Regions from separate parts of the Homo sapiens genome. Here region 1 is linked to region 2. Evidence: read pairs that join two places in POLR2A ChIA-PET (ENCODE). Cell type or tissue: CD4-positive, alpha-beta T cell. All regions are shown on one strand. Each heading gives the region's core, and the rest is flanking DNA. Links, peaks and the distances in the headings are about the cores only.

What was found. ChIA-PET counts read pairs that join two places held together with the same protein. Peaks named below come from ENCODE experiments on the same cell type or tissue, not always from the same donor. Only the 100,000 strongest peaks of a DNase experiment are listed, where the experiment ranks them.
Region 1: POLR2A ChIA-PET joins it to region 2 with 7 read pairs; 1 of 35 experiments calls an interaction of 5 or more read pairs at or near these places.

What each region holds. Positions count from the first base shown.
Region 1 is chr7:36,936,407-36,940,809 of GRCh38, reverse strand. The region is part of intron 16 of ELMO1 (engulfment and cell motility 1); the gene reads left to right. Among named protein-coding and RNA genes, the nearest start is that of MIR1200, 19 kb to the right of the region's middle. In CD4-positive, alpha-beta T cell, for the core only: no CTCF peak of the experiment used is centred there; a DNase peak (open chromatin) is centred at 2,449.
Region 2 is chr7:36,676,221-36,680,623 of GRCh38, reverse strand. All of the region lies in intron 2 of AOAH (acyloxyacyl hydrolase), which reads left to right. Among named protein-coding and RNA genes, the nearest start is that of AOAH, 46 kb to the left of the region's middle. In CD4-positive, alpha-beta T cell, for the core only: no CTCF peak of the experiment used is centred there; a DNase peak (open chromatin) is centred at 1,973; H3K27ac peaks cover 1,410 bases.

The sequences.
Region 1 (4,403 bases), core at 129-4,128, 260 kb before region 2:
GTTGTAGAGTCCCCCAGTGCCTAGCAGAGAGCCTGCACATGCTAGACACTCAAATGTTTGACTTGGTGAGAGTTTCTTTTATTTCCCTAAGATTGTTAATTTGTCATTATTATTGTTACTAATAGTTGTCAATTAACTAATATTTCATGAACATCTATGTGCTAGGCAATTTGCATTGATTACTATACTCAATATTCACAACAGAACTCTGAAGTAGATACATGTCCCCTCCAAAAAGAAACTGAGGCTTTAAGAATTTATAAGTATCTTGCCCAGTATCAGAACTAATATTCTAAACTACAATTGTATCTTGCCCAAGCCTGTGCTTTAAATCACTAAATTACCCTCTTAAGGGCTAAAGAATATACAAATACCTGCAACCCAAAAGGGCAGCCTCAGAGGAGCTTTGGTAGTTCCCTATTCTCCTTAAGTCCCACTGTAGAAATAATCACCCCTAGGAATGAAAGACTTGAATACTACTACTCACTTGCTTTCTCACATACAGTGTGAGTGTAGAAGGCTCTCCTTGGCCTATTCTATCTAAGGTTGCTTTCACCAGATTTGCCCCAGTGTGACTGTAAGCCCTTGTTAAGCTTGGGTTAATTGCCAATTTAGGCAAGGTTCTCATTTAGAAAGTCCCTTCAGGGAAAGCAGCCTCAGAACTAGGAGATGGTTGTCTATTTACTCTTCACTCACCCAGCTGCTAATGGGGTTAGGGGAATGGCAACAACATATGCCACTCCAGATTCTTCCCGTTTACAAAGTCTTGATCATTTCCACACCCAAAATCCTGTCAATTGCCACCTGTGGAGTCAGGCAATAAAACCAACCAGTATTTATTGAGCACACGTCACATGTAAGGATAAGGTGTGTGTTATGAATTCATTCATACTGGTTTGCTTTTGCCAGGAGCATACAGTGTTGTGAAGAATAAAACAGGAAATTTGTTTTCTTATTGTGGGTCAGATGCCACTCCACGCATGCCTCCGGCCAGCCACTTGGCCCCTCTGCCTCCCAGATCCCTGAGCAGTGAAAGCAGGAGGGTGGGCTTTTGCAATTCCTGCTCTCTCCTTGTCGGCCTGGCTTTCTGAGAGTGGGGCACCCCCCGCCATCCCAGGGAAAGGGTTGATCTGCACTTTGAACATGGGAACCCTTGTCTATATGTGGCATGGTCCAGAGCCACAGCAATGCTTCCCATGTATTCTGTTCACCACTTCATCTCTGAGAATATTTTAAAAATGTAGTTCTTGGTTAAGTGAGCTGAATCAAAACATATCCAAGTTGGAATAGGATCTACTCTGTGTAGACTTGCTGGAAGTGAAACACACAGAGCCTGCGGGAAGAGTTGTTCTATGAGTACTTGAGCCCCCAGCCTGACTAGGTTAAGTCTTCTATGAGTACATGAACCCCTAGCCTGACTAGGTTAAGTCTTCTATGAGTACATGAACCCCTAGCCTGACTAGGTTAAGTCTTCTATGAGTACTTGAGCCCCCAGCCTGACTAGGTTAAGTCTTCTATGAGTACTTGAGCCCCCAGCCTGACTAGGTTAAGTCTTGGAGCAGATCTTAGACTCTGTCTTCGGTAAGTGGCCAAGTCTTTGGCCTTTGTATGCTGTGGCTAGGAGATAAAAAAAAAAAAACTCATTTCTTAAATGTGTTAAAATACAGTTATGTCCATAGTACTTTAGGGGTTAGTCTCTATTTGTATTAGCTTAAACAATTTTGCAGGTAAATACATGTTCATTTTTTTTTTAATTAGCAATGTCTATAGCTTTGTTTTTAAGAGACAAGGTCTTGCTCTGTCACCCAGGCTGGAGTGCAGTTGTACGATTATAGCTCACTGCAGCCTGGAACTCCCTGGCTCAAACAATCCTCCCACCTCAGCCTCCCGAGTACTTAGGACTACAGGCATGCACCACCATGCCCAGCTAATCTTTGATGTTTAAATCAATTGAATTTTTTGAAAATTGACGTCACTGAACAAAATAGACAAAAAAATCTCTCTCATGGACCTTACATTCTAGGTAGCCATTGATGACAACTAAAATAGAGAAATAGGATTTTCCCATCCAAGAACACAGTATCCAAAATGAAGAAACTGTAATAAAGGCCCTCTTAGCTCATGCATCAGGAGTTGGCAGCTGATTAGTTAATTAAAAAGTTGATGACAGTGGTTATGGTTAATCATAATATGATATATGCATACCTTAAATATTTTATTTTAACTTAAAACATACAAATGCATGTTAAATCACCAACTTTTTAATGTGAGACTCAAGCTTTTTCTTAAATTTGCAGATTGGAGTTTCTAATTACCATTCTTAGATAAACCATGCCAAAAAGACATCATCTGTGATTTCCAGTTTCAGTTTTCTTAAAGTGGAACAAGCTCTGAAGACACTTTTGAAGTTATCTAAGTACAATCTCTTCCAGTTTTCTGTGGTTGACCCACCCACATGTGGTTCAACAGCAGGTTTGGCTTGGTTTCAGCAACTTGTTTTTATCCAGTCTTTCAAAGCATTCAACTTGGAGCTTTTTCTACTCATATTTCATCAGTGTATATAATATGCAATCAAATTACATAATTACAATGACAACTATAACTGGAAGAAACACATTTGGAGACAAAGATCCCTAAATCTCACATCTCAGCTGGTGGGAGCAGAAACCCAGGGGCATTCCAGCATCTTGACTGTGAGCTTGGAGTGTCAGCCTGGGCAGCAGTCAGTATATTTTAGAAAAAGGATGGAGGATGTTTCATAAACTGGCAAGTCTGTTATGGTGGCCGTCTTTTAAGAGGACTCCTACTGTACTCCTGGATGCGACCATAAGCAGACATTATTTGCAGCTTCTAGAATAGTGTTTCTCAGCCTGAGTTCTGTGGCACCTGGCAGTTCCATGAGTGGCCTCAGGGGCCACTAGAGAGTGTTAGCAGCAAGTCTGAATCCCTCCAGCTTCCTTCAGCTGTAGGAGCTCCACTTTTGTTTTATACCTCTCACTGTTGCATTTAATTTTATTCAAATAAAAAGACTGAGCAAACCATTATTATTTTTAAACAACGGGTATTGTGGTGCTTTTAGGGAGGAAATCTTAGACTATTAGCAGTAGCATACACTATTGTCAATAGAGGACATCTGATAACAGTCTGAAATCCTTTAAAGAGACAAGGGATTTTAAATGTCTGGTTTACACTTGATTTTCTTCCATTACATGTTTCTGAATAAGCACTGTGTTCATTGCTTAGGGCTGCTGTAACAAAGTACTACCAATGAGGAGCCTTCAGACAACAGGAAATTATGGTCTCATAGTTTTGGAGGCTATGAGAAAGTTATGGTCTCCTAGTTTTGGAGCATGGCTCACAGGGCCTTGCTCTGTCTGAAATCTGCAGGGGAATCTCTCCTTGCCTTTCACAGGTTTCTGTTGAATTGCTGGCCATCCTTGGCATTTCCTCGCTTGCAGCTGCATCACTTCAGTCTCTGCCTTTGTTGTCACGTGGCGTTCTCCCTGTGTGACTGTCTTCATATTGCCATCTTCTTATAAGGACGCCAGTTATACTGGACTAGGGGCCAACTCTGCTCCAGTATGACTGCATCGTAACTAATTACATCTGCAATGGCACTGTTTCCAAATAGTGTCACATTCTGAGGTACTGGTGTGAGGACTTCAGCATATCTTTTGGGGGGAGCAAAATTAAAACCATAACCGGTGCTAAAGATTTGTTGAATATAGTTCTTTCCCCTGCCCCTAGAGACTGCCAAAAATAAAACAAAGCCTCCCAACATTTAAAATGCCAGTGATGTCCCTGTGCCCGAATAAAACTGAAGTAGATCCCTGGGAGAACCCCCTAATTGAGGTGAAGCAGTGTGGCCCAAAAAAGAAACTACAATAAAAGGAAATACCATATTTTCAGTGCTTACTCTATACTTAATCCTGTGTTAAGCACATTCTTTTTTTAATGTATCTTCCCCAAAATCCTAACAGATATCTTTAGCTTTTCATATGCTTTCATTTGTAAGCAACAGAAAACCAAACATTAATGGTCTTTAAGAAGAAAATGGGCCAGATTCGGTGGCTTACACCTATAATCTCAACACTTTCGGAAGCCAAGAAGGAAAAATGGCTTGAGGCCAGGAGTTTGAGACCATCCCAGGTAACATAGACCCCATCTCTACAAAAAATACAAAAATTAGCCAGGCATGATGGTGCACACCTGTAGTCCCAGCTCCTTGGAAGACTGAGGCAGGAGGATCACTTCAGACTGGGAGGTGGAGGCTGCAGTGAGCCATGATTGCACCATGGCACTCCAGTCTGGGCAACAGAGCGAGACCCCCATCTCTAAAAAATAAAACTAAAAAATCGAGAGAAGAAAATGTGTTGGCTCTTTAACTAGAAGCCAGACTAAGG
Region 2 (4,403 bases), core at 267-4,266:
GTTGTATGGGGTGGCAAAGATAGACGTTCTCCTAGCTAAGGATTTCTCCTGGAAGACATAATAGGCCTGACCCACAGTGCCTACTGGGATCCAATATTGCATTGCCTTCTGTCTGGTAGGCCAGGTGAATGGGGGACAGAAGGATATGAAATTAAGCACATAAACACACAATTATTTTTAAATTATTTTTCAGTGAAGTATTACTTTCACCTCCAAAGCTAAAAAAGTACAAAAAACAAAGTTTTAGCAGGGAAATCGCGTAAGCACCATTCTTGAGAATAATCTCTTAGTAAATCATGTTGCCTTTCCCTGTGCCCTATAAGACAGTTTTTTTCTAATCGTGCAAAGCATTTCTGACCCTCAGTTTCATCCACTGCTTTTGCCTCTGGCTCTCATTAGGAAGCACCTTGGAAGAATCTCGGAATTGTTAATGGAAAATGATTAATGGAATCATTCTCACTAGTCAGGGGTCAACAGAATCATATGCCCTGAGAGTCTTGCTACAAGTTCACTTTCCTGGGTCACCTATGCAGAAATTTTATCTCTGTGGAATATAATTGTTAAAAACTCATGTAGTCTTAAAAGAAAGAAGGCACTTCATGCCTACTCTGGAGGTTCTGAAAGTCTGAATGCATCCCAGAATATGTACTTATAAAATTGTGTGGTTGGCCGGTTGTGGTGGCTCATGCCTGTAATCCCAGCACTTTTAGGAGGCCAAGGCGGGCGGATCACAAGATCAAGAGATCACGACCATCCTGGCCAACGTGGTGAAACCCCATCTCTACTAAAAATACAAAAATTAACTGGGCGTGGTAACATGTGCCTGTAGTCCTAGCTACTCAGGAGGCTGACGCAGAAGAATTGCTTGAACACTGGAGGTGGAGGTTGCAGTGAGCTGAGATTGCACCACTGCACTCCAGCCTAGGGACAGAGCAAGACTCCGTCTCAAAAAAAAATAATTATGTGGTCCCTTGGTGGCACTGTGCTTCAAGTTTGTATATAATAATTATACATATGTAATAATGTATACATATTATACATATAATAATGTATACATATTATACATATAATAATGTATAACAATATCTGCTATACTTGAGGTAGATAAGGCATCAAATAAAATGTCCTAAGCACATTGAAATGTATACTACAAATAACAAGACCTTTTGGAGTATTTTAATCTCAGCTGAACCACTTGCTATGTTGTGATCTTAAGCTCTCTAAGTCTTAATGTTCTTGTCTATAGAATGAGGATAAAAATAATTACCCCCTCAAAAGATTCTTTTTTTTTTGAGGCCTCAATACTTTTTTTTATTTTTATTTTTTATATATATATTTATTGTACTTTAAGTTCTAAGGTACATGTAAACTAGTTCAACCATTGTGGAAGACAGTGTGGTGATTCCTCAGGGATCTAGAACTAGAAAAGATTCTTATGAGAAAGGAAGTGATGGTAAACATGAAGGTAACTTACAAATTGGAATGTCCTATGTTTTATTTACACATACATCTGTATACACCCAATGTATGATAACTACTTAATTGGTCTTATTTTAACTTTATTTTGTCCTTTGGAATAGCCACATTTTCTTTTTTCCTATGCTGTTCCAAGTCTCTTTTAATCTGTAGAAATTAAATACTCTTGTATGATCCTTGTCACAGGCAGAGTTTAACAGTATAATTTTTACTTTAGCTAAGCTACTGTCAATATGTAAATGCCAAATTTTTCTTCAGGTGTATCAGTAACAATCAGGTTACCATCTGATCATGGCTGACTGGGGATAGCTGGCTCTTTCTGGAGATTTTGCATATTTCTGCTTTGTACCCTTACGGATTGCTCTCAGAATTTAGCTCTCAGAGAGCATTTCCTGTCCCATATCAGCCATTGCTCCAGGGGCCTCTCAAGCTAACAATCACAGAAGACTACCGGAAACTATTCAAATGGTTCTGCTCAGGGAGGAAGGAACCTGCAGCCATCCTCTTTGACTTGAGCTAAACAGAATTCTAACGCGCGCGCGCGCGCACACACACACACACACACACACACACACACACACACACACACACACACACTGCTTATCTTACCAGAAAGAAGATGAATTTTCTCTGCCTTTCAGCCAGTATTAGAACTTTATCAAAGAACACCCTAATGTCCATTTTTAAATTGCTCTGCTCTAGGCTAAGCCAGTTCTGCATTAGCAGTACTTTTAACTTTTTTCCAAAGCTCCTTCATTTAATTTGGAATATCTCTTACAAAAGTCCCCAAACTTAGCAGACATTATAGTGATAGAGACCAAATCCTACACCCACATTTTTCAGATGAGGAAATGGAAGTCCAGAAAGGGGAGGCAATTTCTCCAAGGCCAGAAGCCAGTGGGCTGGTACTGAATGAAATGCAGGTCTCTGAGTATACTGTGACATCAGAGCTTCTTGACCCTCTCCACAGTAGCACCCCTAAAAAGGATCCCAAGGGAGAGGGAATCTGTATTTAAACACTTTTATTAAGCTACAATTCACATACTGTACAGTTCACTCATTTAAAGTGTACAATTTAGTGACTTTCAGTACAGTCATAGAGTTGCGTGTTCATCAGTCACCACAATCAATTTTAGAACATTTTCATTACACCAGAAAGAAACTACATGCCTTTTAGCATCCGCCCCCAAACACCCACTCTTTCCAGCCCTAAGAAACCACTAATCTACTTTCTGTGTCTATGACTTTGCCTGTTTTGGGCATTTCATATAAATGGAATCATACAATATCTGGTCTTGTGTGACTGATTTCTTTCCCTTAGCATAGTGTTTTAGAGATTCACTATGTTGTAGCATGTATTATAACTTTATTACTTTTTACGGCTGAATAATATTGCATCGTATAGGTATACCACGTTTGTTGATCTATTAGCTGATAGGTATTTGAGGAGTTTACATTTCTTGGCTATTATGCAAAATGCTGCTATAAATATTTGTGTACACATTTCTGTGTGGACATATGTTTATATATATATATAAACTGGATCACATTGCTGGATCATATATAAACTGGATCATATTGCTGGATCACATAGTAACTCTATGTTAAACAGTCTGAGGAGCTGGTAGGCTGGTTACAAACTGGCTGCACGAGTTTACATTGCCATCAGCATTGTACAAGCTTTTGATTTCTCCACATCCTCACCAACACATATTATTCTCTCTTTTATTATAGCACATTATAGTGGACATGAAGTTGTATCTCATTTTGGCTTTGAATTGCATTTCCTTGGTAGCTAATGATGTTGAGTATCTTTTCATGTGGCTTTTGGACATTGGTATATCTTCTTTGGAAAACTGTCTATTCAGATTCTTTGTACATATTTTAATTGGACTATTTGTCTTTTTATTATTGAGTTGTAATAGTCCTTTATATATTCTAGCACTGTGATAGGTCATTTGATATATGATTGGCAAAAATTTTCTCCCATTCTGTGGGCTGTCTTTTTACTTTCTGTTGGTGTTCTATGAAGTGCAAAACTTATTGTTATTTTAATGAAGTCAAGTTTCTCTGTTTTTTTTTTCTTCTTTTGCTTGTGCTTTTGGTGTCATATCTAAGAAAACGTTGCCTAACCCAAAGTCAGTAAGATTTATGCCAGTGTTTCCTTGTATGAATTTTACGGTTTTCACTCTTACATTTAGGTCTTTGACCCGTTTTGGGTTAATTTTTGTATATAGTGTGAAGTAAGTGTCCAAATTCATTCTTTTGCCTGTGGCTGTCCAGTTGTCCCAGCACCATTTGTTAAATTCCTCCAATGAAATGGTCTTTGCACTTTTGACTAAATGTTAGGGTTTGTTTCTGAACTATTGATTCTATTTCATTGATCCATATGTCTGTCTTTATGTTAATACCATGCTATCTTGATTACAGTAGCTGTCTAGCTTTGAAATTGTTTCCCAATGTCAGTCCTCCAACTTGTTCTTCTCTTTCAATATTGTTTTGGTGTTCTGAGTCGCTTGACTTTTCGTATGAATGTTAGGATCTGCTGCTCAGTTTCTGCAAAGAAGTTAGCTAGGTTTTTGGTAGAGATGGCATTGAATCTGTGGATCAGTTTGGGAAGAATTGCCCTCTTAACAATATTAAGTCTGCCAATTCATGAATATGGAATGTCTTTCCATTTATTTAGGTCTACTTTAACTTCTTTTAACAATGTAGTTTTCAGAGTATATATTTTGCACTTTTTTTGGTTAAGTTTGTTCCTAAGAATTTAGTTCTTTTTGATGCTACTGTAAATGGAATTGTTTTCCTTAATTTCAGTTTTTATTTGCTCACTTCTGCTACATAGAAATACAATTGGTTTTGCATATTGATCTTGTATCCTGCAGCTTTACTGAACTTATTTATTTGTTCTTATAGTTTTTAATAGA